Regions from separate parts of the Homo sapiens genome. Here all the other regions are linked to region 2. The links are chromatin loops, found by intact Hi-C in ENCODE. Cell type or tissue: heart right ventricle. All regions are shown on one strand. Links, peaks and the distances in the headings refer to the core of each region. The heading gives the core; the rest is flanking DNA. Region 1 overlaps IBTK (inhibitor of Bruton tyrosine kinase). Region 2 overlaps DOP1A (DOP1 leucine zipper like protein A). Region 3 overlaps IBTK (inhibitor of Bruton tyrosine kinase).

What was found. A loop is a pair of places that touch in the nucleus more often than their neighbours do. Peaks named below come from ENCODE experiments on the same cell type or tissue, not always from the same donor. Only the 100,000 strongest peaks of a DNase experiment are listed, where the experiment ranks them.
Region 1: a loop joins it to region 2, with 2.5 times the contacts of the local background. A loop is called at or near these places in 5 of 110 quality-filtered maps.
Region 3: a loop joins it to region 2, with 3 times the contacts of the local background. A loop is called at or near these places in 5 of 110 quality-filtered maps.

What each region holds. Positions count from the first base shown.
Region 1 is chr6:82,197,800-82,208,415 of GRCh38, reverse strand. It overlaps IBTK (inhibitor of Bruton tyrosine kinase), which reads left to right. Exons shown (of 29, transcript NM_015525.4): 17 at 3,458-3,559; 18 at 5,771-5,888; 19 at 6,934-6,994; 20 at 7,708-7,829; 21 at 8,163-8,275. Among named protein-coding and RNA genes, the nearest start is that of IBTK, 45 kb to the left of the region's middle. In heart right ventricle, for the core only: no CTCF peak of the experiment used is centred there; no DNase peak of the experiment used is centred there; H3K27ac peaks cover 1,911 bases.
Region 2 is chr6:83,150,935-83,161,550 of GRCh38, reverse strand. DOP1A (DOP1 leucine zipper like protein A) reads right to left here. Exons shown (of 39, transcript NM_015018.4): 28 at 9,892-9,958; 29 at 9,524-9,668; 30 at 9,184-9,263; 31 at 7,931-8,040; 32 at 7,508-7,657; 33 at 7,310-7,371; 34 at 5,448-5,600; 35 at 4,233-4,369; 36 at 2,929-2,984; 37 at 1,591-1,755. It also overlaps a transcript of PGM3 not described here. Among named protein-coding and RNA genes, the nearest start is that of PGM3, 37 kb to the left of the region's middle. In heart right ventricle, for the core only: no CTCF peak of the experiment used is centred there; no DNase peak of the experiment used is centred there; H3K27ac peaks cover 1,135 bases.
Region 3 is chr6:82,210,980-82,221,595 of GRCh38, reverse strand. It overlaps IBTK (inhibitor of Bruton tyrosine kinase), which reads left to right. Exons shown (of 29, transcript NM_015525.4): 9 at 883-1,006; 10 at 3,459-3,636; 11 at 5,346-5,520; 12 at 6,767-7,369; 13 at 8,803-8,889; 14 at 10,024-10,106; 15 at 10,192-10,229. Among named protein-coding and RNA genes, the nearest start is that of IBTK, 31 kb to the left of the region's middle. In heart right ventricle, for the core only: no CTCF peak of the experiment used is centred there; no DNase peak of the experiment used is centred there.

The sequences.
Region 1 (10,616 bases), core at 373-5,372, 950 kb after region 2:
ATTCGTTGTCAAATCCAAGGTCATGATGATTACCCTGTATGTTTTCTTCTAAGAGTTTTATAGTTCTGTCTCTCACATGTAGGTCTTTGATCCATTTTGAGTTAATTCCCCCCCCAGTCGTATTAAGGTGTAATTAACAAGTAAAAATTATATGTAGTCATAGTGTATAACATGATGCTTTGAGATATATATATGTATAATATCTATATTTATATATATAGAGAGAGATAATTACCACAATCAAGCTAATTAACATAACCGTCACCTCACATAATTACCTTTTTTTTTTTTTTGTGGTGAGAGTACTTGAGATCTAGTCCTTCAGCAAATCTCAAGTATGCAGTACATTATTATCAGTGTAGTGGCCATGCTGTATATAAGGTCTCTAGATCTTATTCATTCATCTTATAACTGTAATTTTGTACTCTTTGACCAATATCTTCCCATTACCCTAATCCCCTGACCTCTAGTAACCACCATTCTTATTAAGTTATTTTTTGTATTTGTTGTGAGCTATGGGTCCAAGTTTATTCTTTTACATCTGTATGTCCTATTTTTTGAGTACCATTTGTTGAAAAGACATTTGTTTTCCCATTGAATTGTTTTAGCACCTTTGTCAAAAATCAACTGACAATAAATTTAAAGTTTTATTTCTGTACTCTTCAGTTCTATTTCACTGAACTCTCTTTATGCCAGTACAGCAGTGTCTTGATTACCATTGCTTTGTTGTAAGTTGTGAAATTGGGAAATGTGAGTTTTCCTACTGTGTTCTGCTATTTCAAGATTGTATTGGCTATTTTGGGTTTCTTGCATTTTCATGTGAATTTTAGGATTAGTTTGCCAATTTCTGCAATAAAGGCAGCTGGGATTTTAATACAAATCACATTTAATTTGTAGATCAGCTTGAGGATTATTGTCATTTTAATATTTAAATCTTATAATCCATTAACACCAGCTGTCTTTCCATTTATTTAAGTCTATATATTTAAGTCTTTAATTTCTTTCAATGATTTTTGTAGTTTTCAGTGTACAAGCCTTGCTCTTTCTTAGTTAAAAATTATTAAGAATTTTTAGTGCTATTTTAAATGGAAATTTTTTTAATTTTATTTTTGGATTGTCCTTTGCTAGTGTTTAGAATTACAATTGATTTTTGTATATTGATCTTATATCCTGCAACCTTGCTGAACTTGTTCACTAATTCTAGTAGTTTTTTTAGTGGATTCCTTAGGATTTTCTATATGCAAGATCATGTCATCTGCAAATAGAGATGGTTTTACTTATGCCTTTCCAATTTGGGTGTGCTTTATTTCTTTTTCTTGCTTAATTGCCCTGATTAGATGAATCTCTAGTACTCTGTTGAATAGAAGTGGCAACAGTGGTTGTCCTTGTCTTGTTTCTGATGTTAGGAAAAAGCATTCAGCCTTTTTACCATTAATTAGGATGTTACTTGTGGGTTTTTTGTAGTTGCCATTTATCAGGTTGAGGAAGATTATTTCTATTCCTGGTTTATTGAGTGTTTTTATCATGAAAGGGTGTGGGATTTTTGTCAAATGTTTTTCTGTTTCTTAAGATGGCCGTGTGTTTATTATACTTTATTTTTGTGTATTATATTGATTGATTTTTCATATGTTGAATCATCCTTTCGTTTTGGATTTATTCTGTTAGGTCATGTTGTATAATTCCTTTTTATATGTTACTGGATTTAGTTTCTTAGCGTTTTTTGAGGATTTTTGCATCTTTAATTGTAAGGGATATTGGTTTAGTTTTCCTGTGATGTCCCTGTCTGTTTTTAGAATCAGCATAATATTGGCCTCCTTGTCTGAGTTGGGAAGTGTTCTTCATCTTCTACTTTTTGAAGAGTTTGTGGAGAATTGTATCAATTTATCTTGTATTAATTCATCAATTGTATTATTCATCTTTAAATATTCAGTCAGATTAACCAATTAAGCCATCTGGTCCTGGACTCTTCTTTGTAGGAAGTTTTTTGATCACTAATTCAATATCTTTACTTTACTTATTGCTAATTGTTTGCCCCCGTATAAAAGGCTGTTGTCACTGGGCAAGCTTTATGTCAGGTCAAATAAAGATAAGCATTCTAGTGGGATTTTCAGAGAACTAGCAGACAGGTCAAATAAGGATACTATTGCTCTACAACTGTTCTGTCTCCTGTGGCTACTAGGCTGTCAATGTGATTCCCTGTGATTATGGAGCTGTTGGTTTCAGTACTGCTGTGGAGGAGGGGAGAGGAAGATCTGAACAGGAAAGGCTGCAGTGTCCTGAATCCCACTGTTCTTAACAAGATTCAACTGCTTTTCTTAAGTAAACACTTCCTAGATTATTATAAGCTTTTGGCTGATTTCCAGAATTCTGGAAAAGTTGATTATGACAATTTTCCACAGTTGTCTGTTTTTTTTTAGAGGAGAGGATTAGAAGCTCTTAGTCTGTCATTCCTAGTGACTTCATCTTTGTCTCATATTTTAAAGCTGTTTTCTGTGTCAGATTTTTTTCTTCTTAATCTTTTTTTCCCTTTCCTCTCTTCCTCTGTTATTTTTTTCTTTCAATTTATGTTGTTATTTTGGCAGTGGCTCAGGGGCAAAAAGCCATTAGTAGTACTGAGGACCAAGAAAGTTGTTTTATTTTTTATTTTTTTGAGATGGAGTCTCACTCTGTTGCCCAGGCTGGAGTGCAGTGGCGTGATCTCGTCTCATTGCAACCTCTGCCTCCCATGTTCAAGCAATTCTCGTGCCTCAGCCTCCCCGGTAACTGGGACTACAGGCATGTGCCACCACGCCCTGCTAATGTGTGTATTTTTAGTAGAGATATGTTCACCATGTTGGCCAGGCTGGTCTCAAACTCCTGGTCTTAAGTGGTCGGTCTGCCTCCACCTCCCATAGTGCTGGGATTACAGGCGTGAGCCACCACACCTGGCCCAAGAAAGTTGTTTTAAATTAAGGAAGTCCAATAGTTACAAAAAAGCACTCTTAGATGACAAATTTTGTTTTAAATAAGAAAGCATAAGAGCATTATTTCCCCACCCTTTATATATTAAGTGTGATGCTGAGATTTGACTTTTCCCTCTTTGTATTAGCTTGAGAAGTGTTTTTCTAACAACATGGGAGATTATAAACAAGTCAGGCATTCTAGTGGGCTTCTAGACTGAAATGATCAATTTAAGTTGGCCATTTTATGGTCCTAGTGTGAGATCAAGACATTTTGGTGTAATTTTGTCAGCTTTCTACCTAAAAAATAGAAATATATTTTGATGTATTTACTTTTTATTATGGTTGCCCTTTCAACATTTAGAAAATAATCTTAAATCTCTTTTCTAGTGTACTAATTACTTCAAATTTTTTTTTTACTTAAATCTCTTTTCTAGTGTACTAATTACTTCAAATTTTTTTTTCTAGGTATAATGTATACAAAGAAAAAGTGATGCTTGTTTTCTTTCTTTTTTTAGAATCTCAAAATGTAGATTTTATTTGTAGTGTTCTTGTGGTGGCTGATCAACTTCTCATAACCCGGTTGAAAGAGATTTGTGAAGTAGCATTAACTGAAAAACGTGAGTAATTTTGAGTTTGAATATTAATATGTTTTCAGGTTCATCAAGGATTACTGTACTTTATTGACTTTATGATTCCACTTATGGTAAAATAGACCATTTTTTTGGTACCACGAAAACCTGCCAAAATATGTAAATTATTACATGCCATCATTTGTAAGTGAATTCTTATTTTAGAAATATGTGAAAATATATATGACTTAGAATTGAAATGTAATATTTGTATTGAAATGTCATAAAACCTTGAAGAATAAAGATGGTGTCAGATTTATTTGCTAATTTCAAGGGTGAGAGTTTAAAAGTGAAATTTTTGTACTCTTGCCCTGATCTTGGCTTTAGGTGTTTTTAGCTACCCATTTTCTACTATTTGCAGTGATTTTAAAAATTTAACTTTCCCATTATATATCTGAACAAAGCACATCTCTTTTTTTCTTGAACTCTTCTTTCTTGCTCTCTTCATTATCTTAGTTAATTTCATGGCTATCCTCCTGAACACTGTACTTTGAAATCCAAAATGAGTTTTTCTTTATTATTTTGGCCCTGACACTCAAATTCATTCAGTTGTCAAAACTTATTCCTTTTAACTATGTTGGTCACATTTCCCCTACCTTTGGGTTCTCACTGTTACTATGCAGTTGAGGTCACTGTTATCTGTTCCTTCTGGGTAGTGTCACAGTAGTGTTTTAAATGCTCTTTCTCCTGTCTACTTCTGTTTCTTTAAGCTTTCTGTAGGAAGTAGTTACATCTTCCCCCTGTTTACATATTTATAATTGCTTACTCTAGAATAAAGGTTAACTTTCCTTAGCTTCCACCTGACAGCCTTTTTGACTTTCTAATCTTATATCTGTTCTGCTTTACTGCTACTTCAAGAAGTGTGAAGGGAATTCCTGTCCATTTTTTCTAGTTCATACTTGCTAGGAGTTTGTCTTGGCTTTGGCATTTTAGTTCTCACTTTTCTTGAGCACTGTAGACTGTCTACTCCTTGGTTATTAAATAGAGAACAACAGCCCTGATCTCCTTTTAAGCAAGAAAAGAAAAATATTCTAAAATAAAGGACACAGCATACAACAGGTATAAGACATACATATAAGTGATATTTTACACTTGTACAGTTGCCTTTGCTGGTCTTCTTCCTCAGTGTTCTTTCATGGCTCTGGCTGCACAGTTGCCTTTATTAATTCCTTGATGTTCCTAGAACCTAGGAAAAGGAGGCTACCACCTCCTTTGGTCTCTGATTATTAGGAATATGTGGATACTTGTTCCCATGTGAACAACTCTAAAGAAGTTTTTATATGATCTAATTTTATCATTTCTTCAATTTCTCTGTTCATCATTAGTTGAAAATGTAGATTAGTCAGGAGTGAGACAGAGACCATTATTGACTGCAGTTGCAACTTTTGATAGAATCACAGGTGAGAAAGAAAAAGAAATGCAAGAAGCCAGATGTAGAAAACAACTGTGTTTCCCTATTGGCTGGTACTGATAGAGTAATTAAGAAAAATAGTGGAGGGAACAGGAAGCTGAAAGTTACCTGTTATGTAGGTAGAATATTCTGGGAGAGTCTCTAGGAAAATGGGTACTTTATATATAATGTTACTACAATTGTAACTAAATCCAGAATCTTTTGCACAGTATATCAGATTTTTCACTGGTGTGAAGAATATTATGATAAGATTGTGATGTACGTATTTTCAAAATATGTATATATTTATATACTTACATGTATATATATACACCCACATGAATTCTGATAGATAACTCAATATATTTTATAGAATTATTTCATCAGTTTTTCTTAGTTTTATATCTTTTTTAGTTTTATGGAAGAGGGAATAACTGCTATGTAAATGGAAAGGAAAGTTGTTCATTAATAAAAGCTTTTTAAAAATATTCAGAAAATGTTAGGTGGAAGATTGTCAGTTCTTATGTGTTTGCTTTTGGGTGGCACTATGCCCCTTCTGTATTCTGTTTTGCTTAGAATATGCTTGTGTGTGAGCTTATTTTTCCTCATAGCCAATCTTTTGAAATTACTTTGGCATATTGGGATGGAAGAGTTACATATTTGCCCCAGTATTAACTTATTTTTGGCAAGAAACTTTTTTTTCTTTATTCCAAATGTTCAAATCGTACAGCTTTAGACATAAATGTATTTTATTTTGCTGTGGTAATGTGCCTTTTATCTAATTTTGCAAATCTTTTCTTTCTTTGTAGTTACCCTGAAGAATGCTGCTATGCTACTGGAATTTGCAGCAATGTATAGTGCAAAACAGTTGAAACTGTCTTGTTTACAGTTTATAGGATTGAATATGGCAGCTTTACTTGAAGCAAGGTAGGTGAGGTGCATATGTTGTAAGATTGTTGCAAAAGGAGATATTTATATATAATAGCAGATATTATTAGTGATTTAAATGTGAATAATGATGTTTACCTGGATGGAAAGAATTTGATCAATGCTGATGATTTAGAAGTTATGTACATTTTAGAATTAGAGAGCTCTTGAAAACTTTTGAATGTTTTTAACAGTGATCTTTTTAAAATGAAATAAATGTATACTTTTTTAAAAATATAAGGTCAAAATATTTTACTTCCTATAAAGTCATTGGTGACAATATGAGAACACAGAAATTTGAGATTAGAGTTCCTGGTGTCAGTTTTTATTTTAAAGCTTCATTGTTTAGTTTATTTTTATATTTTACTTCAGTAGTAATGACTATTAACTATGTGCTAGACGGTGTTCTAAAAGCATTACATAGATTCATTTAGTTAATTTTTATGAAACTCTTATGAAGTAGAGAAGATTCTTTGTACATTTATTTATAATAGTTGCTTGAGGCCGGGTGTGGTGGCTTATGCTTGTAATCCCAGCACTTTGGGAGGCTGAGGCAGGTGGATCGCCTGAGGTCAGGAGTTCAAGACCGGCCTGGCCAAGATGGTGAAACCCTATCTCTAATAAAAATACAAAAATTAGCCGAGCGTGATTGTGTGTGCCTGGTAGTCTCAGCCACTTGGGAGGGTGTGAAGCAGGAGAATCACTTGAACCCAGGAGGCAGCAGTTGCAGTGAGCTGAGATTGCACCACTGCACTCCAGCCTGGGTGACAGAGTGAGACTCCATCTCAAAAAAAGAAAAAAAAAAAGAGTTGCTTGAGTTTTATTCAAGATATTTGTGTAATATGTTTGCTTTGCTGTTTATTTGAAATATGTAATATACAACCACATCTATTTCCAAAAGGAATTTGTAGCAACTGCTATATATAATGCTTAAAAAATAACTTTGTTACTTATCTAGCAATATGAAATATCTACGTATGTAAGCAACTTGACAGTTATCAAGTCACTTGAATCTTAAGATAGAATTTTGTATCCTATATTTTAGGTCTCTTGATGTTTTAAGCGATGGTGTTTTGAAGGATCTTTCTGAGTTTTACCGGAAAATGGTAAGGTTTATGTTTTAAGATTTTCGCGGCTATAATATTACCAGCTTAAGCAGTATATTAGATCAGACTTATTAATGGAATAGTTTCCTAATGACTTCTAGTACATTAGGATCTTTTAAAACTGATGATATAGGATTCCTTTACAGATCTCACAGATACATATGATAATCAGAATTCAAGATACTTAATAATAAAGTTAATATTTATTAATTTCTTTATAAATGAAAGTTACTGAAAGCCTCAGAGTAAGTCTTTTGTTATTTACCAGAGGTCAGGACCGTGCAAAAACATGAATTCATATGATCCCTAAGAAATGAATAAATCTATCTTTAATAATAAAGTGGAGCTTTTTCTCAAGTTTCCTTTTTGGCAGGTTTATGGAATAAAGTTTTTATTGAATTGAATCAAAATTTAACCCCCTCTTGTAAATTTAGGAAGTTATTGAGTATTCAAGGCTGTTCTAGTTAATGTCACCACATATTAAAAATGGAATATCTTACATAATTTAAAAAACATCTTTAGGCTGGGTGTGGTGGCTTATGCCTGTAATCCTAGCATTTTGGGAGGCCAAGATGGGAGGTTTGCTTGGGGCCAGGTGTTCCAAACAGCCTGGCCAACATGGCAAGAGCCACGTGTGCACAAAAAAAAAAAAAAAAAAAAAAAAAAAACTTCACAGATTTTGTATTTGAAAAGTGATATCTTCAATTCTGCAGATTCCAGCAATGGATAGAAGAGTCATTACACCATATCAAGATGGACCAGATATTAGCTATTTGGAAGTAGAAGATGGAGATATCTTCTTGAAAGAAGAAATAAATATGGAACAAAATCATTCGTAAGCTGTTTTCTTTTTTTTTTTTCTTTTCCTCCTTTTCTTCCTTCTTTTCTCCAGTGTGTCCCTTCACTCTCATCTTGGACATATGACACTTTTGTGTTGGTATTGGAAGATGAAATTGAGAAATTCTGACATAAGAAATAGGTAGTTACGCTCATTCTTAACCTTGGTATAATACAAAGTAAATACATAATTAATATCTGTAGGTCTAACACATTGAAAGTGTAAATATTTTAAAAAGTAGCCTTCAGGTTAAACATGTTGGGTTAAATAAGTGCATTTATCTTAGTTACCTCCCTAAACACTGCTGAAATTATGTTTGCTTTTTCCTAGGGAAACTATGTTCAAGAAAGCAAAAACAAAAGCTAAAAAGAAGCCACGTAAACGTTCAGATAGTTCTGGAGGTTATAACCTTTCAGATATTATTCAGAGTCCATCATCTACAGGTTCGTGGAAAGTGAGCATGTATTTCCAGTTCTAATCTTCTATGTCTCTATTCACATATGTCATCTGCTGGGGCTACTGAAATAAACAGTCCTTATGGAGGTACCAAAAGTGATAGTTTATTGTAAGTACTCCAGTTGAAGTTTGCTCTGGGAGCACAAAAGAGGTACTCAAACTAATCTGAGATCAGGGAAGTCCTCTTAGAGGAAAGCAATGCTGAGCTGAGTCTTGAAGAATGAAGTTATCTAAGAAAAGGAGGCAGATAGGTATATTAAGCAAAGGGGGCAATGTGTTCCCAAGCTTAGTAGCAAGAGAAAGAGTTGCACATTTCTTGTGCATATAGTTCAGTATAGGAGATAGGTTGGATAGGGTCAGATTTTGGAGGCTCTTATATGCCAAACTAAGGAATTTGTGTTTTATTCTAAAGGCTATGGGTGGCTGTTGATGATTTAAAACAGGATGTGACTGGATGAGATTTGTTTTTAGAAAGACTACTCTTTCCAGTGGCATAGGGGTTTAGAGGTTGGCAAAACATGACAGAGATAACTATTATCATGTTGATTCAATTTAAATATGTCAGTACTCCAAGTAAGATGCCATTCATATGCATAAGGGGGTTGTAATCTGGTAGTAGAATATAAAATGTATTTAGGCATTATGTGAGCCTGTTTGAAAGTAAAGGTCAGGTTATGTAGTTTTTCTAAAATATTTTTCCCCAGTTTTTTCTTTTGAGAATATTTAACTTACTGAAAAGATGAAAGAAAAATACCATGAACACCTATGTACATTTTATTCAGATTTATTGTTAACTTCTCATCACATTTGCATTTTCTTGCAGACTCTTTGTTGCTTACTGTCTCCTCTTTCCTCCATGTGTTACACACACACACAAACACACACACACACAATACAGAGACTTAAAAAAAAATTGTTCCACTTGGAATAAGTTGTAGACATGATACTTTTCCCCCGAATACTTGAATATGAATCTTTTAAGATGGGAATACTCTTCTACACAACCACAATACCATTATCATACCTGAGACAATTGACATTAATTAGTGTTAATTAGTATTATACTTCATATCCACATTTTCCTAATTGTTGACAAATGTTTTTATAGTCTTTTTTTTTTAACATTAACAAAAAAACTAGTATTCTATCAAGGTTCATATTATCTTTGCTTATTAGTATCTCTTTAGTCTCTTCTAACTAGTATAAAACTGCTGTACTTTTTTGTTTTTTGTTTTCTCTTTTCCAAAAGGTCAGTCCAATTGTGTTATAGACTGTCTCACATTCTAGATTCATCTGATCTAGATTAAACTATATACGTTTTAGTAGTTTCTTTAGATAAAACATGAATTGTGACTATAAAATAATGAGACTACAGTATGGCTTTCAGAAATGGTAGGTTACTCTTGTCTATAGCACTAAGGCATAACCTAGTACAGTTTCTGCTAACAGTACTTCATAGTCAATCAGCTGTATACAAACAACTTTGAAAAATAGAAGAGTACATTGTTTTGTGTCCCTTTGGAAAAAAAAGCTTGTTAGGCAGGGCAAAGAAGAAGGATTTTTTTTTTATGTTTACTGAGATGCTTCAAATTAGGTGCTTGATATGTTCACTAAAGCTCAAAGGAATAATGTCAAGAATAGTTTTAGATAACATAAAGATAAAAAAAGGATAGATAATATGCCTAAAATTTATTTATGAAGCAATGAAAATAGGAATCAGGAGACCTAGTAAATGGGAAAGCTATTATCTTAGGACTTTTCTAAATTTAAAATTCTGTGACTCTGTGTTCTCTGTGTTGTATGAATTACCGTTAGTGTTTAGAAGGAGGCAGGGGTGGATTGATGGAAGGATGAATAATGGATAGACAGTCTTGAAAGTAATGACTTTCCAGTCACCTAAATGACTTATGGAAAAGCAGATATTTGGTTTGTTTTAAATAATGTTATTGTTACCATATGTGTTAGAATCTTAGAATTTCAGAGCTAGAAGAGACATTAGTAATGAAATAATTTATGTCCCTTACTTTAAACCTAAGGAAAGAAGCTCAAAAAACATAAGTGATTTGAAGTAGTGACCAAAAGAAATAAAATTTGTTCTCTTGATTCCAGGTCCGTATTTTCCTGGTGTACTGTTCTTTCTGTGGCCAGGATATCTGTAGTCAAAGATAACTAAAAGGTCAGATTTAATTGGAGGCCAAAAAGACCTGTTAAGGAAGAAAATTTGAGTATGAGGCCAATTTCATCAAAGACAGTTGCGTAAAAGCTTAACATCTGTGTCGATCTTAAAGTTAGACAAACGGCATTCAGCAAAACTGTTTTTGACCAGAA
Region 2 (10,616 bases), core at 3,714-8,713:
TCTACCAGGTTATTTTTATACATTATGCATTTTAGACTTTTGTCATATACATCGAAAATATCTTTTACCAATTCATTGCTATCTTTCGAACTTTATAGTACCTTTTAGTTACATGGATACTTTTAAATTTATATACAGTAAACTTATCAAGTATTTTGAACTTTCCAAATATGGATCATGCTAAGATATTACTCTTTCAAGATAATTAAAATCTTTACACTTTCTACTTTATAGATTTTTATTTTTAGAAAGATGTAAGTTTTTAAAAAACTAATTAATATAACGGCATGTTTCCTTCCCTTTTGTAGTAACTAACATCTTGACAAAGAGGATAAACTGATTTTGGTTCTTGTCATGGAAGATAAAAAGTCAGTATCATGAGCATACTATTTCATGTCCCTCCAAAAGCACCACAGAATAGTTATCACTTTTGTGAAGGTAAGTGTCTTGGTTAATATTGGCCACATTCCTACGATTCTGTTTAGTATTCTTTTCTGGACTTCCTTAGGAGTAACATCTGTGTAACAGATACCCAACAACTGAAATTCATCAAAAAGTAGATATATATATATATATGGTTTTCAAGTAGAAGAGAAAATTAAAGGAACTAGAATGACTCTAAAAGTAATTTCTAGTTCTTACCATTAAGTTTAATGAAAAGTAAGCTTGTAAAATAGCAAATTTTGGAGCATGTCCAAATAAAAAAGAGAAAAAGCTCAGTAGCATACTCTTTATCCTATTATTTCTGTTCCAGAAGAAAAATAAGACACAATATAATAAATTAATACATATTTGATCTTGTGGATAAATTCTCATATTACCTTAACTACATTTTGATAAAACAATCTTACATAGCTTGCCCATTATTTTTAAAATTTATATATGCTTTTATCAACTTTTCCCCTATTCTTTTCAGTTCAATTCATTATCATCTAAGATAAAACTGCCTCCTTCATTCTAGGCTTGCCCAGCTCCAGTCCATTCTCCACACTACATAGCCAAAATAAGCATTCTAAAATTCAAGCCTAATAATATCACTTCTTTCCTTAGCTGTCCAAGTTCTCTAACACAGCTTACAAGGTCTTACATGGTTTAATCCCTTTCCAGCTTCTTCTTAACATTCTGCTCCAGCAATACCAATCTCTCCACACTTCAGACGTATCATGTCTGCAGCTGCCTCTATCTTCACTCTCCCAGCTGTCATTCTTCACCACCTCAGGTTAAGACTGCCCTCAGGGCCTGCTCTGACCTTCAGAGCTAGTAGGGATCTCTGCTATGTGGCCTCAGTGTGTCTTGTGCATGAGCCACCATAGTATGAGTATGTCTCCTTCCCTGGACTTGAAGCATGTGAGTTATGTACCCCATTGTCTCACATCTGGAGGTACTCAATCTGTTGACTGAATAGTCTGTTAATATATCCACATTGACCATTTACTTCCGATAACTCTGCTGTGCCAAAAGAATTACATTTTAGTAAAAATTAGGAATATTTCAACTTACACAAAAAACTTTTTAATTAGTCATAGATGTCAGTGACCAAAGCAAATGCACTTTCAAAAATAACCATTTAATATCCTTGCTTTTACTTACATCTGAAACTGAGGAAGGTTTTCAGAGGGCAATGCGAGAGCCAAATCCAAAAATTTGCAAGCAGAGAGATAGAGGTTTAACCACCGCTGGCTGTTATATGAAGTAGAGAAGCCATTACCTCCTGTGTACGTTGTCTCCAGACCAGCCACAGAGGGCCCTGAAGTCCTGTAAGCAGGAGACAGTGCTGTCAGCAGCTGGACCCATTTACTCACAGGAATTCCTGGAAAGATCTAAAAGTACCAGCTAATATTTTTCATAATCATCCTGAGATAAATGTGCCAGTAATTGCTAAGCAAGGTCATGATGAAATGTCACTGTTTTCAAATCAAAAATTCACTTTTCTTCTTTGAGAATGCAAAAACAGTACATAGACTGGGCGCAGTGGCTTCTGCCTGTAATCCCAGCATTTTGGGATGCCAAGGCGGGTGGAATGTTTGAGCCCAGGAATTTGAGACCAGCCTGGGCAACATGATGAAACCCTGTCTCTACAAAAAATACACACAGACAAAAAAAAAAAACACTAGCCAGGCATGGTGGCACACACCTGTGGTCTCAGCTGCTCAGGAGGCTGAGGTGGGGGAATCACCCGAGCCTGGGAGGTCGAGGCTGCAATGAGCCAGGATCACACCACTGCATTCCAGCCTGGGTGAAAAGATGAGACCCTGTCTAAAAAAAAGTAGTACATAACTTATATTATGTTCAAGAAATATAAAAATAAAAACTGTAAAAGCGAGAAACTTTTTTACTCAGTTTCTGCAAGGATGAGAAAATTCTCTATAATAATAAAGTTATTAGTACAGGAGATCCTTTTTATAAATCTACTACTGAAGAAGAAAATATATTCAAGAAACTTGGTCTTAAAGGAACTTTTCAATTTATAAATTTGTGTAAGTAAAAAATTGTATTTAGTCATACATTAATAAACTGCCTCTATTAAAAAGAATAAAAGTATATTAAATTGGGACCATCTGGAAGATCTGCATATACGAATAGCCTGGTTCCAGGTTACCTACCATAACAGGGTTGGCTATATGTTGCAATGTTTCAGAGACCAGATGTGACTTACCAAAACCAGCCTAGCTCATGTAGCTGAAACAATACTGTACTGCTTTAAATTAAATTTGTGTCTAGGGGCCCAGGGCAATGAATGCTGATGGCTTAATCCAATCTAAAGGGCTTAAGGAATAAGTAAAACTACATTATATCCAAACGTAATCAATTAGATAATAATAAATAAGTATTCAGAAAAAGACTATATTCTCCTAGATGCTGAGTAATATTCTGAATAATTTCAGGGTATTAAAAAATGGACAACAATATATTTAAATTACATATTACCGTGAAATATCTTCATCAGCAGTGAGTTCCTGCTCCATCAGTAAAAATACTTGTACCTGAAAATGGTGAAATGTTAAATGTTTATTTAAACTGGATATTTAATCCTTTCAAGTTATCTTTAAGTTGTATTTTCATTAACGCAAAAACAAATTTTAGAATACATTTTCAGAATCTTTTAAATTATACTTAGTTTCTGAAGGTAAAACTGCAAATTTAGCCACACAGAGCCTTGCTAATCATTTGGTGAAATCCAGTGAGATGAAGGTGAGCTTTTGTTTTTAGTGATTATGGAACAGAGTTAGTTATTAAAAAAGGAAAAATAGGTCTGGTGTGGTGGCTCACACCTGTAATCCCAGCACTTTGGGAGGTCGAGGTGGGCAGATCACAAGGTCAGGAGATCGAGACCATCCTGGCTAACATGCTGAAACCCCGTCTTTACTAAAAATACAAAACAAAATTAGCTGGGTGTGGTGGCAGGTGCCTGTAGTCCCAGCTACTCGGGAGGCTGAGGCAGGAGAATGGCCTGAACCCGGGAGGCAGAGCTTGCAGTGAGCTGAGATCTCGCCACTGCACTCCAGCCTGGGTGACAGAGCGAGACTCCATCTCAAAAAACAAAAAAAAAAGGAAAAATAAAAGAAAGATTAAAGCAATTATATTTGCAGGGAAACTATAAAGCTAGATTTTCAGAGAGAGATTCCTTTTCCATTGTTTACTCATTCCTCTTTCCTAACTCCCCAAATCATTCTGAGGAGGATAAGGATGACTGTGTACGGTTTGAGGAGGGGAACAGAAGGGTGTAGGTGGGACTTGGGAAGGTTTTACCGTTTGGTAGGTTACAAAATCTTTGTGAAAGTCTCTCTGAAGCAAGTTTAAATGGGGTAGGTGCTGCACTTCAAGAGTGAGTATATGTAATATGTCAGAGCAGTTAAATCCAGCTCAGCCATCTCTATCACTAGAGGTATTGCTACAGCTATTGTAAATGGGTCCAGCTGCTATTGTCAGGACTGTAGGCCATGACAGAGTTAAAAATGTAGTGTAGTACAGACTAAACACTAAACCAGATCCAAGAAAGTAATCATTCACAAGGAGCTGGCCATCCATCTATGTTGCATGTTTGTAAATTTAAGCTGTATGGAAATGGAATCTGACTTGTTTTACTATTTTCAACTGTAAAAAGCATCAGTAACTGGTTTAACTACAGCTCAGTTCTCTCCCAATATTCGTTAATATCTAGTAAGCACATGGAAACTAATCACTGTTTTATCATTTAGATTTATAACCTGACTGAATTAAAATTAACTCACAAGTTCTGTAATCATGGTAGGCCAGAGTGAGGTAAGATGTTGGGGAGACATTCTTAAAAGTAACACTCTGAAAAACAGGAACACTTGAGAATGGAGAGTTGGCACCTGTGGCAAACGGAGACTCTCAACCAATCTCTCTGAAAGAAATGCAGAGCATTTTCAATAACTAAATAATCTTTATCACATAAAACTTTCTATATTGTCGGTCCAGTACTCTCAAACTATCTGTAGTAAAGGATAAACTTTAAAAAAATTCAAAACTGTTGTAGATATTTTCATAAAACAACGAATAAGAGAACTCCAATTAAACAAAGATACACAAAATACAAATGTCATTTTCTTATTAAGCAGATTCTGTCAAATAGCAAATAAAAGTTTAAAATGTTTACTCTAAAGTTTTGTACTTATGGATGGGATAACAGACTGGTTACTGGTCCATGGACCATACTTTGAGTAGCACTGATCTAGTCAACTTAAACAAAAAAAATTGTAGGGACAAATAGTGTACATTTTGCATATCTGAAATTAGGCGTAAAAGGTTAGGAAACAAGGAATCATTTGTCTTCTGGGAGAAAAGAAAATTCTCCCTAGAGAGATGACAACTATCATGTTCCCATGTTGGCTCCTGAGGCTGGAGGCTTTAGAGTATGCTGACTCGAGCAGCAAATAATTCTGTTCTGGATAAATCCCCATTGTGGAGCTATTTGGTGGTACAGGGTGATGACACGTGTACTGATATCCTTCTGGATACAGAAGGTCACCAAACCCACTTGATGAAGTTACCGAAAATGTTACATAATCCCCCATGCAGTCCCCAAATTACAGATCTCCAGGTGTTACTTCTAGCCACAATTTCCTGGCTTTGCCTTATATTTTGGTCTTCTCAGAGTACACAAATTCTTGTCCACAAGGAGAACATGCTAACATGACTGCCCGCAGCAAAATCATCTTATACCTCATCCTCAAACATGAATTCCTAAGAAATTTGAACTAAACAATAAAATAGAGACCACATTTAGGCAAGTCCTACAACTCAGTGATGATTTCTTTTAGATGCCAGCATTGATAATTTTCATTGTTTCAGTAGAAAAATTTCTAATTCCCGATTGATCTACACTTGATATATTTTACCCCAACTTAGTATTTAGAGAAGTATTTTCTAAGGAACCAAAAACCTGTAGTTAGAGAAAAAATAAAGGGTTTTTCATTTTTTACCTTGTATATCTGGAAGATATTTCTGGTACTGGTCAATTTCACTGCTAAAAATAGCAAATGCTAATCTTTTAAGAAGCATAGCTCTCTGTTCTAGCTCCACATCACGGTTTGCAAAGAGATTAAGTGAACTGCTTTGAGCCACTGCTACACGAGCTGAAAAAGCAAGTGAAAGAGACTGTGACACTGTCATCTGAAGAAAGATTATTCTGTTGTTTTTTAAAATAGCTAGATGCTCTATGACATCCAAAACTGAGAGGAGCTTGGGGTACAAAACTTGATGCCCCTCTCTGGGGCAGACAGGCTGGCAAACAGATCCAACGTATATAAGCCAGAGGACCAAAATGGTAGGAATTGTGATGGAGAGGAAAATTTAGAACTGTAGGTTTTAGAAGGTAAAACCACTAATACCATTTATATAAAACCCTGAGGAAACCCTTTAATATTTGAGGCCATCTGCTTAAATCCTTCTCGTTACTTTAAAAATACCTTCTGGTGTAGCTTGCCTACCTACCTCTCCTTCCTCAAGTCATTACTCACCCTCAACTCACTCTGCTGTAGCCACACTGTCTTGCTTGTCATTCTCTCAGTGCACCAAGCGTGCTCCCATCCCAAGACCTTTGCAATTTATTTGTATTTTTCTTTGAGATGGTATCTTCCTCTGTCACCCAGTCTGAAGTGCAGTGGGCACAATCATGGCTCACTGCAGCCTCAACCACCTGGGCTCAAGCAATCCTCCTGCCTCCTGAGTAGCTGAGACTACAGGTACATACCACATTTGGCCAGTTTAATTTTTTTTTTTTTTTTTGTAGAGCTGGGGTCTCGCTATTTTGTCCAGGTTAGTCTCAAACTCCTGGCCTCAAACAATCCTAGTGCCTTGGCCTGTCAAAGTGCTAGGATTACAGGCGTGAGCCACTGCACCCAGCCAACCTTTGTAATTCTTGTTCCCTATTCCTGGAATATTTTGACCCTAGGCCTTCTCATGGTTGGCTTCTTTAGTTTCACCTTGTATATGAGCTATTTAGCTGTTATTTAAAATCCATCACACATTGCCCTATTTCCTTCACAACTTTTAAAATTTGATTAAGGTTAGCGCAATGCGTGGCCCACTGTTGTCTTTTAATAAAAATTTGTTGAATGGATAAATCTGAACCTTAAAACAACCTTATGAAGATAAAACAGATATCCTGCCCTTTTTCCAAATGAGAAAACTGTAGCTTTAGCTAAAGAATTTGTTAAAAAATATTACAGAATCATACAATGTTACTGCTATTTAATAACTTTCAAACGTTTTTTAAAACTCTTTTTTTTCAGATGAAATTCTAAATGGAATCCTAAACTATAAAAACAATCAAGAGTAGAAAGAGGGGGTGGGGGGTGATTCTGCCCTTCTTGGCACCCCTCTTTCTTCCTTCAGATGAAATAAACAGAGCCCCAGAGATTTAAAGTGACTTGTCTGATAGGCTGGATTCGACTGCCTGCCTTTTGCACTTCACCATCTGTCAGTCTCTCATTCACTGAATAATTATTTATTGAGTGCTATTATTATGTGCTGGGTATGATGCTGTGTACTGAGGAAATAATTTAGATTCAAATTAGACATGGACCCTTCCCTCCACTAGTTGCTGCAAAAGGACAAATAGTTTTACTTATTACTTATCACTTAAGTTGTCCTCTGTAAATTTTAAGATTATATTCCCATAGCGTACAGAAAGTAGTGTGCTTTCCCTAGAGCACATATCCCCACTGACACTTGACAAAGAGCTAATTCAGTAGTCTCCTAGTCTCCAGAAAAGAGTACAAGTAAATAGTAAGAAGGAACCATGTACAGGAAAGAACTTGGATTGTCATCCCGTAATACTCACTCATCAAATCTCTAAATGTTGTTTTATCATGTGTCATCAGATTGTCCATAATTGCTCTCCAACTGAAAGAGATAAGGATTACAACATGTAATTATGTTGTTACTGTTAAAGAACAGTATTCTAACTTTCCAGGGGAGTAGCTGATTTCATCAGACTGTGAGGTGCATCATGCTGAATACAAATAAGAGGGCAACTTACTGATTAACACAAGAGGCATCCATCTGAAAGAAACTGGGATCCATAAAGAGGTCAAAAGCTTCTTTTTTCCAAGCTCTCCGTGTGTACTGATACCCACTAAGACTGCTGAGCAGCTGGACACAAGCTCGATAACTAGGGGCATTATGTGCACTACAAGGAAGAAAAACCACCTTAACCTACGTGTCCTAACTTTAATCATCCTATCAAGTTATACATAAATGTTCACATTTACCTAAGACAGTGACATGAAGATATGAAATAGAAAGCACCATAAGAAAAATAATATATGAATTTTTTTAAACAATTATAATTCAAGGTAAAAATGCCATTTTATGATAATTCTAGAAATGGCAATAAGGGAACAGAACTTGTTTCTAACAGGCTATGAATTAATTTTAAAAACTATTTAAATAATGATAGTACCTGTGATTTCTGAGGTAGGGCACAACATAATGCATAATATTTACAAGTAAAGGAATAACCCGCTCCTTTTCATCACTATAGAAAACCATATCCAAAAGATGAGCCAAAACCTATGAAAACATAAAAAATGAAGAGTAACATATGAGGTGAAACTGACATCATCCCAAGGTACTGATTTTCAGTTTGTTAGAAAACCTAGACTACTTAAAATTAGAAAAATCTAAAATTAAATCTTCCTGAATCATTTTTATGTTAATGAGTTTTGCCACCATCTGCTTTTTTGTACATTGTTACTATAGGATATAAATATGGGCAAATCTTGCCATTTCCAACTGAGATAGGGAAGTACAAAAAAGAAAAGAGTTCAAGAACCTTCTGTGACAGTGAGTAAACAGTGAATTTAGTACTAGAAACTATAGTATTCTTTTTCCCTGACTCAGCTAAAATGTAGTTTAGGAAAAAAAAACAAACAATTGAACTGGGCTGTTCAAATTCCAACACTGTCAATTAACAGCTATTTGGCCTTAGTCCTATTGTTCTGATCTTTGTAAAGGTCACTATCCACATCTGCAAAGAGGAAACAAAATGACATGTGTATAATAGGGTATAAAAAAGAACCTGTCAGACAATGTACATGAAAATGTTTGGTAAATTGTAAAATACATTATAGTGGCAGGCTTTAGATCACCTCCACCCCTCCCCAGGCCGGGCGCGGTGGCTCATGCCTGTAACCTCAGCACTTTGGGAAGCCGAGGTGGGCGGATTACCTGAGGTCAGGAGTTCGAGACCAGCCTGGCCAAACTGATGAAACCCCGTCTCTACTAAAAATACAAAAATTAGCTGGGCATTGTGGCACACACCCGTAGTCTCAACTACTTAGGAGGCTGAGGGAGGAGAATAGCTTGAGCCCGGGAGGCAGAGGTTGCAGTGAGCTGAGATCACCCCACTTGACTCCAGCCTGGGCAACAAGAGTGAAACTGTCTCAAAAAAAAAAAAAAAAGAAAAAGAAAAAAACACATAAAAAAGAATAGGACATGGAGAAGGGAAGCAGTATCTAAATTTATCACTAATGTTTGGCAAACTAAATAATCCAAATACATACAAGGCCAAAACTTTATATTAATTCTATATAGTGATTTCTAGAAGCACAAAATAGTTTCTCAAATTAGAAATTCCTCTATAAAAATTACTTGCTAATTTTTAATAATGAAACAGTCTACTTGAGAGTTCATGTGAAAAAGCTTAATATTTACCTCAGAGAGTAATGTCAATGCATGGACACTATATACAGAAGGAGTTATGTTTGCGGTTTCCATTGCAGGTGATAACATATCTATAAATAAGAGAAAATTAAAGATATGGCTAATTCCCACTGAAAATAAATTTTATGTGTGTGTGTGTGTGTGTGTATTATTTTTATATATGTATATATATATGTATATGTATATATATATTTTTCCCACTGAAAAAAAGTTACTTGTTAGACATGAGAAAAGGGATAAATTTGTGGTACTTATAGTGCTAGGCAAAATGATTTCTTAGTAAATATATGCCTGCTTACAGATAATAAACCTAAATGTTTGACAAGAATACCTTCAACATCAGATTCCAAATTGGTTCCATCTACCATTATTTTGGGAGAAGGCTTAACTTCAAGATTTCGTCGCAGCCATGTTGTCTGTTCCAGAGAAGAACCAGCAATTGCACCAATTGCATCCACTATTTTGTGAGTTACATCCTAAAAAAATAAGGAAGAACAACTATGTATGGTACACACATGCACACTAGTTATGAACTTCTGTAGTTTATATTTCTGATAATAGATATTTTACAATAGACTTGTTGATTCCCATAGAATGTTCAGAGTTGAAAGAAACTTCAGTTTATTTTATTTGACTCTCTCATTTTCAAATTGAGGGCACTGAGAAACAGTTTTGGCAACAGCTCTTAGACTGCCTTACCTGAAGGTCTCTTTGGTCTTTTTTATTTTCCAAACTAGGGTTTTTCATAATAAACTCATTCAGAACCCTAAAAGGGCCAAAGAGAAAACAGAAACGGGAAATATCAGGCTAAAAGAAACTAATGCGATCTAATTTCTCACGATGAGTTAAGCGGCTTAATGGTCTTGATTTCCATTTTAAATATTTAATATATATACATATCCTATGACTCAACTGACATTCATAAACATACTCATGAAAAGACACTGTATAAAGATGCTCAAAGCATCTTTTGTAAGAGCCCCAAAGTGGAAGGAACCCAGATGTCCAGCAAGAGCAGAAAAGATAAATTGTGGAATGTGGCCAGGCGTGGTGGTGCATGCCTGTAGTTCCAGCTACTTGGTAGGCTAAGGCAGGAGAATTGCTTGAGGCCAAGGCTGCAGTGTGCTATGATCATGCTGTGAATAACCACTGCACTCTGGCCTGGGAAACCTGGCAAGATCCCATATCAAAGAAAAAACAAATTGCAGAATGTTCAAATACTAAACAACAATGAAAAATTACAGATATGTGAATTACATAAATGAATCTCATAAACATATGTTGAACAAAAGAAGCCGACACAAAATATTTATATATACTTATAGTTCAAAAACAAGGCAAAATCCATCTGTGGTGTTAGAATAGTGGTTACATTTGGGGAGATAAAAGAATAGTAATTGGGAGAGGTGTGGAGGGACACATGG
Region 3 (10,616 bases), core at 4,083-9,082, 940 kb after region 2:
ACAGTCATTGGAGTAGCAGCAGGCAGATTTCACATAATGCTATGCACATCAAATGTGCAGATATAATGAAATGTGTAGCTAATGAATGAGTTACTGAATAGCAGTACAGATGATTTTCATGGTAGCAATATCTGTTTAGGATTAGCCATTTTTTAAATTAAGCATTTCTATTTAATTTTGAGGTTTAAAATTTGTCTTTTCTGTTAAAATAGAGATGCACTTAGGAGCTTATAGCCATACCAGTTATTTATTTATTATTTATTTACTTTTTTAAGACAGAGTCTCTCTCTATCACCCAGGCTGGAGTGCACTGGTGTGATCTCTGCTCACTGCAACCTCTGCCTCCTAGGTTCAAGTGATTCTTCTCCCTCACCCTCCCGAGTAGCTGGGACTACAGGGGCGCATCACCATGCCCGGCTGATTTTCGTCTTAGTAGAGCTAGGGTTTTGCTATTTTGGCCAGGCTGGTCTCGAACTTCTGGCCTCAAATGATCCACCGGCCTTGGCCTCCCAAAGTGCTGGGATTACAGGCGGGAGCCACTGCACCCAGCCCATACCAGTTATTTAAACTCCAGAGTGAATGTTTGAATTAGCAGGTGGAACTTCAGGCATTTAATGTGTGTGTGTGTGTGTGTGTGTGTGTGTGTGTGTGTGTGTGTAGGTAAAGTCATTTAAGAGAAAAAGACTTGACATAGAAAGGAACAGCCCCCTTGTAGGGGAAATTTACAGAATGGAAGGCTAGAGATACCAAAGACCAAATCATTTTACTTCACCTTCACAATAATTGCCTATAGATTGTTGTTTGAATACTAACTTCTTTGAAGTTTAGGCATGTGTAGTTTAGAGAACATATTAATCTAGGATTTTTTTTTTTTTCATCTAGACAGTTGAACTTGAAAAAAGTTCTTGTGTCTGGGGGTCATATGGAATACAAGGTTGATCCTGAACATTTGAAAGAAAATGGGGGTCAAAAAATTTGCATTCTTGCAATGGATGGAGCTGGAAGGGTAAGTACATGTTTATGTAAAAGTGTAATCTTACTCTCAGTTGATAGCTGTAGCAGACCTGGTAACATGAAAATGTATTGCTATGTTAGTGACAATTCCTATTGACTTTGATGATTAGTATTGGGTGCCAAAATAAGTATGTTTTAGACATCCATTACTAATTAGTATGGAGGTGGGATTTAGAGAAAGTATGACAGACAGCATTTAATCTAATGTTGCACAATACTGATTTGTTAAACTGTAATCAAAAATTTTATTGTGCTTAAAATGAAAAGAGATTTTGATGTTATTTGGTGTATACACTGAATACTGATAAATGACACTGAATTGCGTAAATATAAGATATGTAATGTAACTATAATTTTATTTATTTATTTTTTTTGAGACAGTCTCGCTCTATTGGCCAGGCTAGAGTACAGTGTCATGATGTCGGCTCATTGCAACCTCCACCTCCTGGGTTCAGGCGATTCTCATGTCTCAGCCTCCTGAGTAGCAGGGATTACAAGCATGTGCCACTACGCCTGGCTTATTTTTGTATTTTTAGTAGAGACGGGGTTTCGCCATGTTAGCCAGGCTGGTCTCAAACTCCTGGCCTCAAGTGATCTGCCCTCCTCAGCCCCACAAAGTACTGGGATTACAGGCATGAGCCACTGCGCCTGGCCTCATGTAACTGTTAAAAAAGTAAAGATCAGGCAATATGATAAATTTGGTGCATAGTTGGAAATTTTTTTCCATATTTAGTTTTATACAAATGTATGCATTATAATATATGTATACATTATAACTATCCACATTATATATGAAATATTTCCGGATCACTAGTGTATAAGGAATTTCTTATCTCTTAAATAAAAAGTTCTAATTTTAGTTCCTTATGCAAACATATCAGTACATTTCTCTAATAAAATTATTAATTTAAAATATTTAAAAAGATTATTTTCTGAAATATATGCTTCAATTAATGTATTTATATATTATATAAAATACATCTCTAAATTGTTTTTGAGGGGTGGGAGGGTGGGAGCCATCTCTAAATAATATATTTAGATTTTAAAAATTATATTTAAAGGTATATATCATACACTAATGATACTGAAAAACACACAGTATGGGTAGAAGAACACAGATAACTTTCTGGTTTTACTTATCAAATTAAAATAATGTTTTCCGAGGTTTATAATGTGCTGTAAAGTTTGACATTTTAGAAATTGAGGAATTAATCATAAAGCTCCACATACTGGGTCATTATAGGCATATATTGTAGGGATGGAGAATGAAGATGATTTTAATAGTAGTAACTAGGTTTAAATATTAGAGCTCTACATCAGGAAGAATAGCTGTTGGATGGTGGGCGTAATACTTGGGTGATGTGATGCTCTGTGCAGCAAACCACCATGGCACACGTTTACCTATGTAACAAACCTACACATCCTGCACATGTACCCCTGAACTTAAAAGTTGAAGGAAAAAAAAAAAGAATTAGAGCTCCAGTTTGTACTAGTGGAAGGAAACAAATGGGGTTACATAAAAGAGTTGAGTATAAAAACTTATATTTGATTTTGGGATGTGTATCACTTACATTGAAATGGATATAGCTTATACTTCTGGATATTTACTTCCTGCAAAATAGAGTCTCATTAAGAAAACCAAGCTCTGAAAGCATCAGTCAGTCTCAATCAGTATAGTCTTTTTGTGTGAATAACTTTTTAGCGACCTTGTCAGATAACCATTTTGTGTTCTAGTTTTCTTAACTTGATTATGAGGGAATTGGACTTTTAAAAATCAGCAGTTCCAATTTTTCAAATGAAATTGTGCTTGGAATACCGGTATATGAAACAGATAAAACAATTGCTACTGTGGATTGGGAAGCCTGACACCCCATCTCTCATCATTCTCCATCCCTTAGCAAGTCCCCTGGAGCTACTTTTCAGGGACTCTGAGGTTTGCAGAACCATTTACAACCATTGAATTCTGTAATGACTTTTCTAAGATTTTGTTTTAGTTATATAATTGAGTTATGCATACATTTACTTTTTTCTTGAGAGTAAAGTTTGGATTTTCATAGGGGGCTCATTCTTCTTGTAAAGAGATAGTACTACAAGAAGCCTGACTTGTAAGTTGTAGCTTTAAGATTTTGTTTTTCTTTAGCATTGTAGCACATCTGTTTGCCCTAAACAGGTAATACTGGAAATTGCTACTTCTTAAGAGGAGTGCCTTTGAAATAATTTCTAATGCTTCAGGCTTGCTTAATATACTTTTCTGAAAGATATTTCTTTAAAATCATCTTGATTTTTCTTATAGTAGCTATCTTTTTCTGTGGAAGAATAAACATTGAAACATACTAATGAGAGCTTTTATTTTAACAGCATTGTCTCTTGATATCTTGATTTAAGGTTTTGGTTGTTCAAATGCTACTTGCTTTATATTTCAATGTGATTTGGTTTTGTTTTAGGTGTTTTGCTGGAGATCAGTCAACAGTTCTCTGAAGCAGTGTCGATGGGCCTATCCACGTCAGGTCTTCATTTCTGATATTGCTTTAAATAGAAATGAAATTCTATTTGTTACGCAAGATGGAGAAGGATTTAGAGGGAGATGGTTTGAAGAGAAAAGAAAGAGTTCTGAAAAGAAAGGTCAGTTCATATATTGAACAATACGTAAAAGTACCTTTCAATTATCCTTTAATTTGACAAGTATTAGGTTCAACTGACAAGTGTTATTAGGTTTTACTTTTATGTATTTATCTTTGTGATTAGTTTTTTAATGCCTGTTTCCTATTAGAGTGTAAGGTTAGTGATGGCAAGGGCCATGAATATTCGTCTATATCCTTAGCCTTTGGCATATTTCCTGGCGCATTGTAGTCACTCATTAAATCACCTGTTGTATGAATAACTCAGTTATTGTGTGCCAGAACAAAATCAAGAATGTTTATAATTACTCAGAAAATTATAAACGTATTCTTCAAAATCATAAAGCCACAGATAAATGACTTTTGTAAAATTTAATGATTTACTTGTATTTCTTTTATTTCTTTATAGATTATTCAAGTCTGTAAACATTTAATATATATTTACTATGTGCCAGATATAGGGGAAAGTTTTAAAGATGCAAGAATATATAAAATGGGCCTCTATACTGAGGCACTCATAGGCTTGTAGGGGCAATAGACATGTATGTAAATATTTGCAGTTCACTGAGACTAATGTTAATATCCACATAATAAGTTTCTTGAGAGCATAGAAATTGGAATGACTGAGTGTCAGAGAAGATTAGTAAAGCCTCATAAGACTAAAATAGAGTTAATTTGTGGGAGTAACTAGAACGTAGGTTCAACTTATGGAAGTCTTTAGAAGTGTGTCTTAGTCATATTTAGTGATCTGAAACTGAATTCATGATTTCATGCTCTAACTTCTGCTTCTCAGTGTTTTCTATTTCTGTAAATTATTATCTTTGACACTCAGATTCCCTTACACTAGAATTAATCAGTCATCAAGTTTTGTTCTCTTTCTCAAATGTTTCTTATATCTTTCCACTTTTTTCCAGATTCATTGCTACAACCTAGTCTATATCATCTTTTAATTCTTTTCCTGGATTTACAGTAATTCCTTAAATGGCCTCTTTTTATCTATTCTTTGTTTACCTTAAACATTCTTCACACTACAACCAGAATCATTTCATTCATGTAAATTTCATATCTTTGTGGAAGCACTATATCCTTTACCTTCATAGCCTTGATTTTACTTGTAATGATATAATCATTTGTGTAATGTCTGTCTTCCCTGCTAGATTGTGTACTCGAGGAGAGCAGGCACATGTCTGTCTTCTTCACTACTATATCACCAGACTGATGATATCATAGTAGCCCAGTTTGGTTACGCACATATTTTCTGAATACATGCAAGAAAGGGGGAAGAGAAAGGGAGGAAGCAAATAAACAAGCAGATTATGAAGACAGTAGATTTATATATTTTTAATCCAAGTTGAAGAATTTTTTTCCCTTTGGGCAACAGGAAGTATAAGTTGAAAAGTTTTAAAAGCTAGTATGACACTAGATTTGCTTTTTAGAAAGGGAACTTTGGTTGCAGTATGGAGGATGTGTTTGTTGAAAGAGATGGAATCATGGATAATTGAGAATCCATCCACCAAAAATTTCCTGTATAATACAGCCAATATATTCAGTGGAAAATGTGTTGAAGAGAGGATGTAGTTCTTCAAAAACACTGAATATATGTGAAAAAGATTTCCATATTTTTCTAACTCCTTTTCTATTCCATTTACTTCTCAATCATTTTAGTAGTTTCAGTAAAGCCTTGATTAATGGTAGTTTATTTTTTTTTAACAGAGATTTTATCAAACCTTCACAATTCCTCATCAGATGTGTCTTATGTCTCTGATATAAATAGTGTGTATGAAAGAATTCGACTTGAGAAACTTACCTTTGCACATAGAGCTGTTAGTGTCAGCACAGATCCAAGTGGATGCAACTTTGCAATCCTGCAGTCAGATCCTAAAACAAGGTATACTTGTATATATTAAATTTCATTTTTTAGAAGGAACAATCACTGAATTTTCTTGTTTTCAGTAGCTGCTGGTGCAAATTTAATTGAAGAGCTGTTGCCAAGACCTATAGAGACCTTAGACATAATCATGTTTACAGATTATGTCTACAGATAATCCAGAGGTAGAATTTGTTATACTTGGAGTGATGAATGTTTCCTTTGGTTTATAAACTGACATTTATTGAAAATATTGAAAATATCTATACATGCACTCACAAAGTTTATTGTCTTTCTTTTTTTTTTTTTTTTTTTTGAGATGGAGTCTTGCTCTATTGCCCAGGCTAAGTGGCAAAATCTCGGCTCACTCTAACCTCCACCTCCCAGGATGAAGCAGTTCTCTTGCCTCAGCCTCCCAAGTAGTTGGGATTACAGGTGCCCGCCACCACACCCAGCTAATTTTTGTATTTTTAGTAGAGATGGGGTTTTGCCCTGTTGGCCAGGCTGGTCTTGACCACCTGACCTCAGGTGATCCGCCAGCCTCGGCCTCCCAAAGTGCTAGGATTACAGGCATGAGCCACCGCACCCTGCCTTATTTGTCTTTCATACTGTATGATGTACCCTGGGTTCTCAGATTCTGAAAAATGTATTATAAATATTTCTTAGGCAGTTTGCAAAGATTTCTGACCCTTGAATATGATGAGAATTGGCAAAATAAGTGTTGTGGCGCCATCTGTAAATCGCAATGCAAATCTCCTAAGTCACATAAGCAGAGAGGTATCAGATTAAGATAAACATCAAGGGTACTGTTGAAGAGGGAGGAAATTCTGCAAGTAGGGTCATCATCCATCCTGGTTTGCCCAGGCCTGCCCCAGTTTTAACATTGAAAGTCTCATCTGAGAAACTCGTCAGTCCAAGGCAAACCACAGGAGGGTTGGTCTTCCTACTGAGAAGGGTGAAATGTTGGTTGGGAAGGTGTAATTGCATTCCCACAGTACTGTAAGAACCAGGGATACGGACAACTTAGTTCTTATCATTTTAATTTGAGAGAAGAATAGAATATAAATATAAAAAGGAATAGAAAAAAATTAAAGGATGATATAGCATCTAGGACTTTGTGCAATATTCTTGTATTTTAGGAAATGCCAAATTTAAAATTTTCTAAATATTGTTAAAAAAATTGCATTTTAAAGGAGAATTGGCTAGGTATGAAAAAGGATTTCCTTCATATTTTTTGAAGCATAATTTGTTTTTGTCTTCTTTCTAGCCTTTATGAAATTCCAGCTGTGTCCTCATCATCCTTTTTTGAAGAGTTTGGCAAACTGTTGAGGGAAGCAGATGAAATGGACAGCATTCATGATGTGACATTTCAAGTTGGCAATAGACTCTTCCCTGCACATAAATATATTTTGGCAGTGCATTCTGATTTTTTTCAGAAATTGTTTCTTTCAGATGGTAATACTTCAGAATTTACAGATATTTACCAGAAAGATGAAGATTCTGCAGGGTGCCATCTCTTTGTGGTAGAGAAGGTTCATCCTGACATGTTTGAATACCTTTTACAATTTATATACACAGATACTTGTGACTTTTTAACTCATGGCTTCAAACCAAGAATACACTTAAACAAAAACCCAGAAGAATATCAGGGAACTCTGAATTCTCATTTGAATAAAGTGAATTTCCATGAAGATGATAACCAGAAGTCTGCATTTGAAGTTTACAAAAGTAATCAAGCTCAAACAGTTAGTGAGAGGCAGAAGAGCAAACCTAAATCTTGTAAAAAAGGAAAAAATATTAGGGAAGATGATCCTGTAAGAATGTTGCAAACTGTTGCAAAGAAATTCGACTTCAGTAATTTGAGTAGTAGGTATGATTTCTCTTTTATATCTGTTCCTGTACCTCATTCAGTCCTCCTTTAAAAAATTTCCCACCCTTACTGTGAAACCCCATCTCTACTAAAAATACAAAAAATTAGCCGGGTGTGGTGGCGGGCGCCTGTAGTCCCAGCTACTCAGGAGGCTGAGGCAGGAGAATGGCCTGAACCCGGGAGGCGGAGCTTGCAGTGAGCCGAGATTGCGCCACTGCATTCCAGCCTGGGCGACAGAGCGAGACTGTGTCTCAAAGAAAAAAAAAAAAATCCCACCCTTTTTGCCTTGCTTTGCTTTTCTTTCCCCTCCCCAAGTCTCCTCCCACTTGTTCCATCCCCTTCTCTTTCTCCTTCCCCTCCTCTTCCTCTCTCTCCCTTTCTCCCTACCCATCCTTTTTTTGGGGAGGTACATGGATATGTCTTTCCTCCATTTGCGGGCAGAGCTATCTCTGGGACTTCTTGGATTACATTAATGGATAGGAAAGCTGTTGGTGGGTTTGAACTCTGGTTTGTGTATGTAACAGGGATCTGGAGTGGCAGGCAATGTGGTATGCTGGAAAGGTCTTTCAAGTTAGACATACATATCTCTTAGCTTTACTATTCCTGGCTGGGACAATTTTCTTTTACCTCAGTTTCTCGAACTCCTGGGCTCAAGCGATCCTTCTTACTTCAGTTTCTCAATATAAGAAATGGGAAAGATAATATTTGCCTCATATTGTTGATATGGTTTTGTCATATGTAAATTGCCTAACACCATAGTATCATATTATGAATCAGATTATTTGAAATTCTTTCTTTTTTTAAGGTATTTATGTTGCTTGTGGCAGTTAAACCTTCGTTGTAGGGTGGGAAGAGAGGAGGGGTGTGTATCGTGTTTCCTGTTTAAAAATAATGAAGGGGCCGGGCGCGGTGGCTCACGCCTGTAATCCCAGCACTTTGGGAGGCTGAGGTGGGCAGATCTCCTGAGGTCAGGAGTTTGAGACCAAGCTGGCCAACATGGCGAAACCCTGTCTCTACAAAAAATTACAAAAATTAGCCGGGAATGGTGGTGAATGCCTGTAGTCCCAGTTACTGGGTTGGCTGAGGCAGGAGATTCATGTGAACCTGGGAGGTGGAGGTTGCAGTGAACTAAGATCATGCCACCACACTCTAGCCTGGGCAACAGAGCGAGGCTTCGTCTCAAAAAAAAAAAAGGAAAAACTTTGTGCTATGGCTTTGATTTGTCTTTTGTCAGTAATGTTTAATCTATTTTGAATTCTAACTAAAATGGAAGAAAAAGTATGATATTTCTTTATCTCAGAGTAGGAGTTTGTTGAGATACTTTTCTAGGATACAGTATTATATTTAGATGTAAGCTAATTTGTTGGATTTTTTGTTGTATGTTTATTTTTGTAGGGGAATATCAATTGTTAATTTTTATCTATCCTTGATAGGTTAGATGGAGTCAGATTTGAAAATGAAAAAATTAATGTTATTGCCAAGAACACTGGTAATAAACTGAAGCTAAGTCAGAAAAAATGGTAAGTAAGGAAAGGAAGATTAACATTTCATGTCTGGATTTTGGCACTTAAGTGTGGAAATAGATCTCTGCTTACCCACATATGAAGCAAAATGTATAGGTAGATACCCTCTTACCTTTTCTAGTATTCTGCATTTCTGGAAATGTTGGGGAGCTGTTGAAGTAAATTGATAAAATATTAACTGCTGAAGACATCAAAGGAGTTTTTTCTTTCCGATGACTTTCTAATAGAGAGTGGAACTTTTAATTTTTATTTTTTCTTGCCTGAATTTTGTGCCTTGTTATAATTAGGAAATGTTATTAGCCCCCAAACCAATTAATTATACCTCTTCATCATTGTTATGATTATTGCCTTTAGTATAAAAAATTCTTAGTAATAAATATACTATTCTAAATATATTGTTAAAAAGTTTTGTTTTTAGGGCCTGGTGTGGTGGCTCACGCCTGTAATCTCAGCACTTTGGGGGGCCGAGGCAGGTGGATCACCTGAGGTCAAGAGCCTGATTAACATGGTGAAATCCTGTCTCTACGAAGAAAATACAAAAATTAGCCGGGCATAGTGGCGGGTGCCTGTGATCCCAGCCACTTGGGAGGCTGAGGCAGGAGAATCACTTGTACTCGGGAGGCGGAGGTTGCAGTGAGACAAGATTGCACCATTGCACTCCAGCCTGGGTGGCAGAACGAGACCCCGTTTCAAAGAAAAAAAAAGTTTTGTTTTTAGCTATTCATGCTTCCTCTGTAAGTGAAAAGGTTTTGGAGAAGGATAAACTGTGGAGTTGTTTCAACTGTGCTTGGCCCAGATTAGCTACTACAAATAAGTGAATTACAGAGACTTAAATATGATATCACTTAGTATTATATTATTAACAGTTTTTCTGGAATAAAAAAAAGGAAAATCAGAAAAATACTTTTTGAATATTTGTATTCGGCTCCCTTTTCAAATATTGTCTTTACTCTAAGGCCCTTATCTTCCCTGTGGTGGAAAAAGATGAAGTATTTTATTGTATGTATTCCTGCAAGTTATTTATTCTCTGCCACCTTTAAGAGAAAACTGAAAGTTAAGCCAAATCCTATAATCTTTTTCACTAAATATGTAAAGAAATTGCTCTTGCTTCAATTAAACATTTTCTTGCAGTTCATTTCTGTGTGACGTGACCATGAAATCAGTGGATGGAAAGGAATTTCCTTGTCATAAATGTGTTCTTTGTGCTAGACTTGGTAGGTGCACTTTTTAAAGCTGCTGATTTATTTGCTGTAGTATTGTTTCACTATTCTTATTGCATTGAACTTTTTTTTCTTTTAGAATATTTTCATAGTATGCTGAGTAGCTCATGGATTGAGGTAAGATTTAAGTAAAAAGCGCCTAGGTTGGTAACTATGTTTCTTTATATTTTGTGCAAAGTATGTAGTAAAGAAATTCAAAATCAGAACTGGATATTTTAGCTCAGTTTTTCATTTATATTAAACTTTATGCTTGAGGCTGCTGGAAAATAGCAACACTTAGAATTTAAAATTATTGCCAAGAAGCTACTTAAATAAAAATTTCCCCGTTATTATTTAGAAATGTATTAGGAACACCACTGTGTTTCTTGTTTTCTGAATTTTTTTGTTCCTTTTTCATGTTATGTTTTAAAATTAAATTTAATATTATTTTAGCCATGTGTTTTGTAAATTTTATGTTTTGCATTTGATGTGATTTCCTGTTCAGAGTGTTTTGTACCAATAACC